2 separate regions of the Mus musculus genome follow, and region 1 is linked to region 2. The links are chromatin loops, found by intact Hi-C in ENCODE. Cell type or tissue: left cerebral cortex. All regions are shown on one strand. Each heading gives the region's core, and the rest is flanking DNA. Links, peaks and the distances in the headings are about the cores only. Region 1 has its middle 98 kb from the start of Galnt5. Region 2 overlaps BB557941 (expressed sequence BB557941).

Region 1 (4,402 bases), core at 82-4,081, 750 kb before region 2:
GTACAGCTGTCTTTGCCTTAGAGATTGTTTATATTTGTCCTAAATAATAGCTAATGTTTAAGGCTAGGACATTGCATGTAAGAATAAAAGCTTATTATCCAAACCTCCAGGAGGTAGAGACAGGAGCTAGTAGATTGAGGCCAGCCTGAGCTATATAAGTTCAAGACTGGCCTAGGCTACATGAAACCCCCATCTCAAAACAAAATTAGAACCACAAAACAGAAACCCCAAACAAAAACAACAACAAAAAGACATTATAGCATCTAAAAATTTCTGTAAGTTCCAGCTATGTCAGCAGTGGGAAGGGTATGGAGAACATCCACCAGACTGTACCAGGGTTGCTCCAGAACCATGAGAGCTATGGCCTGTATCCAGCATCCGTCTAAAAACCAAGCAGGAAAGAATGCATCTTTATCCCCAATACTGGAGAGGTAGAGACATACAGCTCCCTGGCCAACCACTCTGGTTCAGTCAGCGAGTTCCTAAGTAGGCTAGAGAACCTATGTTTAATAAATAAGGAGAAAGTGATACAGGAAGGAATTTGATATTAACATTTGGCCTCCACATTCATGTGCACACATGACATGATCACACATGGATTTGTGAGCATACCTACACAAACCTGGATATGCATTCATACACACACACACACACACACACACACACACACACACAGCAAAACACTATTTAATAGCTAAGTAGGAGCTGTGTCCTATTGTATTAAACAGGACCCCTGTTCTTCAGTATGAGTGTGGACTGGCTCCAGGACTCTCCCAGGCATCCAAACCTGGGATGCCCAAGAACCTTATCTAATACGACCCACACCCTGTAGATCATCTCCTGCTTATTTAGAGACTAATACAATCAAAGACTGTGCAAACAGTTGTAATATTGTTTTGATCGGGAAACAGTGACAAGGGCAAAAGTATTTATATTCTGAATACATTTTTTATTACCTGAGTAGTTTCCATCTGCAGCTGGTTGAACACGTGAATGAGAACCCTGTGGATATGAAGGGCCAACTGCCCTCTATGACTTAACTATTCCGACTTATTTTAGTTACCAACCTCTACTCTAGGCCTTTTGGGTTATAATCTTGCTTTGGGCAGTAAAAGCAATTTATTAACGTGGCATATTTCCCTTGGAAGGAAAGAATAGAATTATCATTCCATTTACTTTTCCTGGAATAAACTGCAATGCACCATTACTAACAGAAGTCAATTCTCCTTAAAATGGAGCTTTAAAATATGGTTAGCAAATGTGGATCTCAGTCAAGAAGCACTGAAAGGGAGTACAGTGGTCTGGGGTAGAGCTGGGGACAGGGGACGGGTAAAATGCTTGCCTCTCATGTACAAGGCTTTATCTCAGCACTGTGATAAGAGGAAGGAGTGTTGTGGGGTGGAAGAAATGCTGTCGTATTTTCTAGCTAAGCCATCAGTGTCAGACACGTACCCCTAAAACAGCGCATTTCCTTGACGTCAGATCAAGCGTTCAGTCCATTAGGTCCCTCATTCAGTAAGCTGATGTTTAAGATCTGAACACATGAATCATTCACGGACTGAAGGAAAGAGCCTGCGGAATGTCTTCCTCAGGCAGGCATATGGATGAGATGTTGTGTTGGAGGGTGTCCAAAGCTCAGATTTCCAGAGAGCTTGGCAGGAACCTGAAGAGAGGGATTAAGAAGTAGGAGGTTGTTTGAAAGCTGAAAGCATCTGTGCCTGTAGAATAAAATCCCCCACCCTCCGCCTCTGACTTGCCAAGGCTCTGCCATGGTATATTCTAGAAATCCAGGTGGGCCTTCTTCTCAGAAACTCAAAATCCAAGTCTCTATTTACAAAGAGGGATGGAAGACTTGACAGAAAGCTGTCCACAGTAGAATGTTTCTCTAGTTGTTTTTCACCCCAGTAGCTAAGCTTTGCTGTGGACTTTTACGTAATAGCTGTAGTTACGGAGAATACGAGGATGAGAATTAGAGCTTATAGAAGCTGCTGAGTGTTCACAGCGATCTCTGTAAGCCCAGGCTGAACTGCTGTGAGAGAGCAAAACAAACAGTATGCTGCCTGGTCCACAGCTATCCATAGCCCATCACCGGAAGGCAGATGGATGCCAGCGGGGGAGTCCAGCTTACAGTCTGAACAGCATAGGTCTCTTCCACCATGAGAGAGGTAGACATAAGCGGAGGGTCCCAGCTTAGAATCTCAATGAAGCTTTTATTCAGCATGAACCCCACTTAGGATTTGTAAAATAGCTTCTACTCGGATGCTAAGAGAAAAATTGGAAAAAAGAAAAAGAATCCTCTAGTCTCCTTGTCATCCAACATAGCATTTAAATTTTTAAAGAATTCTCAAGGAGACTAGAGGATTCTTTTTCTTTTTTCCAATTTTTTATTAGGTATTTACTTCATTTACATTTCAAATGCTATCCCAAAAGTCCCCTATACCCTGCCCCTGCCCTGCTCCCCTACCCAGGCACTCCCACTTCTTGGCCCTGGCATTCCCCTGTACTGGGGCATATAAAGTTTGCAAGACCAAAGGGCCTCTCTTCCCAATGATGGCCGACTAGGCCATCTTCTGCTACATATGCAGCTAGAGTCAAGAGCTCTGAGAGTAGTGGTTAGTTCATATTGTTGTTCCACCTATAGAGTTGCAGATCCCTTTAGCTCCTTGGGTACTTTCTCTAGCTCCTCCACTGGGGCCCTGTGTTCCATCCGATAGCTGACTGTGAGCATCCACTTCTGTGTTTGCCAGGCACTGGCATAGCCTCACAAGAGACAGCTATATCAGGGTCCTTTCAGCAAAATCTTGCTGGCATATGCAATAGTGTCTGGGTTTGGTGGCTGATTATGGGATGGACGCCCCCGGGTGGGGCAGTCTCTGGATGGTCCATCCTTTCATCTCAGCTCCAAACTTTGTCTCTGTAACTCCTTCCATGGGTGTTTTGTGAGAATTCTTAACATCAAGAATTTGGCACCTCTGTTCCTGCGTTTTGGGGAAGAACCTCAAATGAAGAGCAGATGTGGAATGGGAAATCACAGCAAAGCTTCTGTGAGTGGAAAAATCCACAATACTGGAGAGCATTTTCCAGAAGACTGAACTTGTGTGCAATCTTTGTTGCTTAAAGTGTACTCCTTTTGTTTGGATGTTTGTTTTTAATGAGACAAGTGATTGCTCATACCAGTGTTTGTGTATCTCAGGGTCTAGAAATAAAAGCAAATTGGAAATATCAGATGAAATAATCTTTTGATTAATGGTTGCTATTGTAGCATCTTCTGGAAAGAGCTCCTTAGGTGAATGAGTTCTAACAGTATTTACTTACTTTCAGTAAACCTCCCTATAAACTCTCCTAGGAAAACATTTGTAGCTGTTTTCTGTAGAGTCAAAACGAATTCTAAAAGCTTAGAATTTGTGTGTGTGTGTGTGTGTTTGTGTGTGTGTGTGTGTGTGTGTGTGTGTGTGTGTGTGTGTGTGTATGTGTGTGTGTATGTGATGAAATGGTGGTGCTTATAACTTCTATCAAGCTTCTGAAAACTCTTTTGTTTTCAGATACGGTCACATAATGGTGGGGACTTTTTATTTTCTGAGGAGTAGGTTGCAAGAGGTAAGATATAATGAATAACTCTTATTTCGGTGAATATCTATTATTTCTATGGCTGTGTTGCTGAATTGTGCTAACCAGAGACTCAATCATGAGCAGAGTGCAATTTACTATGTTTAAACTTTGCTCTAACTTGGACATAAACAGTCAGTCCTTCAAGAACAGAAGTTTTGAAGAGATTTACAGTTCTGTTAAATTGGGGAGCTTCAGGGGAAAAGGACTCACCAAAGAACAAATAAAATCATATTCACTAACAAGTGATAAATACATAAAGGGTACAGTCTATCTTGTGGCCATGGGCTTGCTGGTAACAGGGACTAAGGTGGAGGATCCATTACAGTGTTCAGACACTGAGCCTCTGGGCTCTTGAGCAATTTCCCGTGGACTTGCTTTGATCCATGGGTAGAAAACTTGTGCCAAGTAGAGCTTTGGAAAAACACTTAGTGGTAGTGTCTGCTTTCTTTTTCTCTTTAGCTTTTGCTAGGAAATAAGATGTAGCATAGTCCACTGAATGTGAAAGTCATATGTATAGTTACTACTATGATGAGAGCTAGCTAATCATGAGATATATAAATTAGACTTTCTGAGACCAGCTTATCAGATCTTAACCTGATATGCTGACTTGGAAACTACTGTAAACTCTGGGAAGTCTTATTGCCTTAAGCCATTGCATTTGGAATTAGTTTCATCATGTAACAATATTCTGCAACAGGAGAAATATTTTAACACAAAGAAGATATTTATAAATAAACTACCAAAAATAGACATTTATATCTATGTTCATTGTAATTGATACATAAGGAAGCTT
Region 2 (4,402 bases), core at 296-4,295:
ACTGACTGCCGAGTCATCTCTCCAGCCCTGCCCTCCTGACCTTTCAACTCTTAATCCTCCTGCCTCTACCCCTCCCACCGCCCAGGTTTGAGATTAGGGGGAGGCTACCATGCTCAACTCTGTTCCTCTAATATTAAAGTCAGGAAACTAGTGATGGCAGTGAATTGGACAGTCACAGACCTAGGCATGTTCTTGTGAGGTATGAACATTAATAATGGAGATGGTGATGATGATGGTGGTGGTGGTGATGATGATGATAATAATCTTTACTGTGCTTTATTACAGTCTCACGGGAGAAAGGATGGGGATGTTATAGTAAAAGTTAAGATGGGCCTGGTCTTAGAGCAAAAGGTAGCCTTTTTCTGGAAGGTACAGCTACCTTCCAGACACCTGAAAGATCCCTAATGTGTGTGTATGTGCCAGGCCAGCAGTATTCTGGGGCAGGTAAGATGGCTCCTCAGGTAAAGGCTCCACTTTAACATGAATTCAGTTCAGATGCAGTTGGTGGAAAAAGACAACCTGATCCCAGCAAGCTGCCTTCTGTCCTCAACGTGCGTGTCGTGCCTGTGCCCCTCAAACAAAGAAAGTAATAAATAGTTTAAAAATGTGGGTTTTTTTTTTTCTGCTCTGTCTCAAACTTCAACAAAACACAGAATGGACATTCAGCGAGTGTTTAATAAATTAATACCTCATAGCAGTTTAGTTTACTTCCACGCGTGTGATTATTTTTCTTTTAGTGAAAATTACATTCTTTTTTTCCCTTCATATTATATATCCTGATTACAGTTTCCCCTCCTATACCTTCTAGTTCTCCCTCACCTCCCTCCCATTTGGATCCACCTCCTTTCTGTCTTTCATTAGAAAACTGACGGGCTTCTGAGGGACAAATAAAATAAAATAAAATAAAATACAACAAAACAAAAACAAAAACTAATAGAACAAAACAAGCAGACGGAAAAGAGCCCAAGAAAAAAGCACGTGCAACAGATATTGACACAGAGACCCATTTGTTCACACACTCAGGAGCCCCATAAAAATACAAAACTGGAGCCGGAGAGATGGCTCAGTGGTTAAAAGCACTGACTGCTCTTCCAGAGGTCCTGAGTTCAAATCCCAGCAACCACATGGTGGCTCACAACCATCTGTAATGGGATCTGATGCCTTCTTCTGCTGTGGCTGAAGACAGCTACAATGACTCATCATATATATGAAATAAATAAATAAAATCTAAAAATAATACAAAACTGGAAGCCATAATTTATACTCAAAGGATCTGTGGGGTAAGAAGAGAGAATAATATAAATAAAATAAAACTATGATAAACTGTTTTTTAAAAAGCCTTAACAACAAAAGACAAGGAACCTCCGAGGTGCCAGTGTGTTCACTTTCCGTTGATCTACAGCTAGCTGGGCATACGGCCTACCCCTACTGACATGTGTTTGCCTTGTAGTTTGTCTCTCCAGTGAGACTCCCTTAGAGAAAAGTAATTTTCTATTTGCAAATCACTATCAATTGGAGATAGCTTCTGGGTCAGAGATGGGGCATGTGTCTACTTCTCCTTTTAGCTTTAGGACCCCATCTGGGGCAAATTTGTGCAGGCCCTGTGCATGCTACCCCAGTTTCTCTGAGTTCATGTGGGCACTAATCCTGTTGATTTAGAGGACCTCTTTTTTTTTTTCTTTTTTCTTTTTCTTTTAGTTAAGTTCTTCCATCCTTCTGCCTGAGCTTGCATTCTTCCTGCCTCTCTTTCTGCAGGGTTCCTTGAGCTCTAAAATGATATGTCATTTAGGGATGAGTGTCCCAAGGTCTCGCTCAGTCTCTCTCTCTCTCTCTCTCTCTCTCTGTGTGTGTGTGTGTGTGTGTGTGTGTGTGTCTGCGTGTGTGCACATGTGCATGTATGCATGTTTCCCCTGTTTAGATTTGCTGGTCTGTGATTATTTGATCATTGTGTTTTGGATGGTGGGTTTTTTTTTTTTTTATCTCTTTAAGTTGAAGTTTTCATTCTGTAATAGAGTAGATAGATATTGCTTAAATTTAGTTATATATAGAAGGTCTCATTTTCTTCATCTATTGTGATTTATAGTTTTGTTGGATATAGTAGTCTGGGGCCGGGGGAGCATCTGTAACCTCTCAGAGCCTGTAGCACATCTGCCCAGACCCTTCTGGCTTTTAGAGTCTCCATTAAGTAGTCAGGTATTATTCTAATAGGTCTGCTTTCATATATTACTAAACCTTTTCCCCTTTTGGGTTTTAATATTCTTTTTTGTTCTGTATGATTATTATTTTGGTTGTTATATGCCTAGGGGATTTTTTTTTTTTTTCTGCTTCATTGTATGTGATGTTCTATATCCTTCTTGTACCTTACAGGCTTTTCCTTCTTTACATTAGAGAAACTTCCTTCTATGATTTTTGTTGAATACATTTTCTATGCCTTTAACCTGTGCTTCCTTTTCCTCTATCCCTATTATCCTTTTTTTAAAAAAAGATTTATTTATTATTTATTATATTTTAAGTACACTGTAGCTAACTTCAGACACACCAGAAGAGGGCATCAGATTTCATTACAGGTGGCTGTGAGCCACCATGTGGTTGCTGGGATTTGAACTCAGGACCTTTGGAAGAGCAGTCAGTGCTCTTAATCACTGAGCGTTCTCTCCAGCCCTATCCCTATTATCCTTATTTTGGTTTTTATAATGTGCCAGATTTCTTAGATGTTTTGTGACAGGAGTTTTTTAAATTTAATATTTCTTAGACCAAGGTATCCATTTCTTCTATTGTATCTTCAATGCCTGAGAGTGTCTTTTCTACCTCTTGTGATCTGTTGGTGAGGCTTGCCTCTGAGGTTCCTCTTTGAGAAGCTAAATTTTTCATTTCCAGATTTCCCATAGTCTGGGTTTTCTTTATTGCTATTTCCACTTTCAGGTCTTAAACTCTTTTATTTTCCTCCCATTATTTGCTTTTGTTTGCATAGTTTTCTTTAAGGGATTTATTAATTTCCTCTTTAAGGACCTATATCATATCCACAATGGCTGTTTTAAGGTCTTTGTTTTATCCTTCAGTTATGCTACAATTCTCTTACTATATTAGGGTTGTTGGGTTCTAGTGGAGACATACTGTCCTGGCTGTCATTGATTGTGTTTTTATGCTGGTGTGTAGGCATCTGTGTTTGAGAAGATTGTAATTCTAGATGCCGATATCTGGTTTTGTCTTTGTTGGAAGAGTATTTTGTTTCTGCTGCCCTCTCTGGTTCTTAGGGGGGGATGGTACCTGTGTATTTCCTGTTAGGGAATACTTCTAGGATCCTGCTAAGGGTGGTCACCAAGGATGCCAGGTAGAATGCGTTTCTAGGTACTGGGAGCTGACACTTAGGAAAGGGCACGGGCTATGGGGGAGAGGTTGTGGAGGTTCACAGATTGGAGGAAAGCAGGATGTTCTATCCTGGTAGATTTGCTTCATCCACTAGAGAAAGGGGCAGAGAGTGAGGAGAAGCTATGACCGTCTGTTGCAGAGCTGGAGATAAGACTTAAGGTTTGCATTTGGCGAGGTGAATGAAGATCTGGAACTGGTCTACCTGCTTTGCTGGCCTAATTGCTTCTCTGGAAGGCTTTGCTGGCAGGTTTCCAGGCAATGCCTGAGGGATTTGGAGGTTGGGATAATAGGATGGGTGTGGAGGAAGGTTGGAGGAGAAGATCCTCATGATTCATAGGAGATGGATGGGTGCAGAGGAAGTGGAGGCCACAACCAGTGCTCTGCTACAGAGCTGGGGGTGATACTAGGGAACTGGGTATGGAGGAGAGGAGCGAGCACTGACGATCTGCACATAGGTTACCTACTTTCGGATCCAGAAGGGCTTCAGGTTCCCAGGGATTCCTGCTAGAGGTGAAGGCTGGGATAAAGTGAGGAAGTGGGGGGAGGGAACTTTGGAGGGGAAGATCTGTATGAAACCCTGGAGATGAGGGGGTACACCAGGTGGTCTGCTACAAAGCTGGACACGAGACTGTGGGATGGGTTTGGAGGAGAGGAGGGAGACGTGCAGATCTACAGTTGGTCTTTTTTGCTCCCTGACTGGAGTGGCCAGTAGCCTCCCAGAGAATGCCTGATGGAGTTGGGGACTGGGATAATTGCAAAATAGATAAAACTTAAAGCCACACTTTAATCCAGTTAGGCATAAACAAGTCTGCAATTATTGTTTTTCCGAAGCATGTCAGGTAATGCTGACAAGTAGTCATGTTGAAGACTGTCTATCCTAGGACACATGGGATTGGCTTCTGTGAGTCTAGGTCCCCTTTGTCGTCTTCTTTCACTATGGATTTCTCTATAGTCACCCAATCCGCTTTGCTTTGTAGTGCAGCCTTGACACCCAAACAGATCTGCTAATTGTTTCTTCTGGTCCTAAGAAATG

The links. Peaks named below come from ENCODE experiments on the same cell type or tissue, not always from the same donor. Only the 100,000 strongest peaks of a DNase experiment are listed, where the experiment ranks them.
Region 1: it touches region 2 in a loop (2.9-fold over the local background); 2 of 42 quality-filtered maps call a loop at or near these places.

What each region holds. Positions count from the first base shown.
Region 1 is chr2:57,898,007-57,902,408 of GRCm38, reverse strand. No RefSeq gene overlaps it. Among named protein-coding and RNA genes, the nearest start is that of Galnt5, 98 kb to the left of the region's middle. In left cerebral cortex, for the core only: no CTCF peak of the experiment used is centred there; a DNase peak (open chromatin) is centred at 1,649; H3K27ac peaks cover 648 bases.
Region 2 is chr2:57,149,214-57,153,615 of GRCm38, reverse strand. The region is part of intron 1 of BB557941 (expressed sequence BB557941); the gene reads left to right. Among named protein-coding and RNA genes, the nearest start is that of BB557941, 30 kb to the left of the region's middle. In left cerebral cortex, for the core only: a CTCF peak has its summit at 2,549 (motif pointing right); no DNase peak of the experiment used is centred there.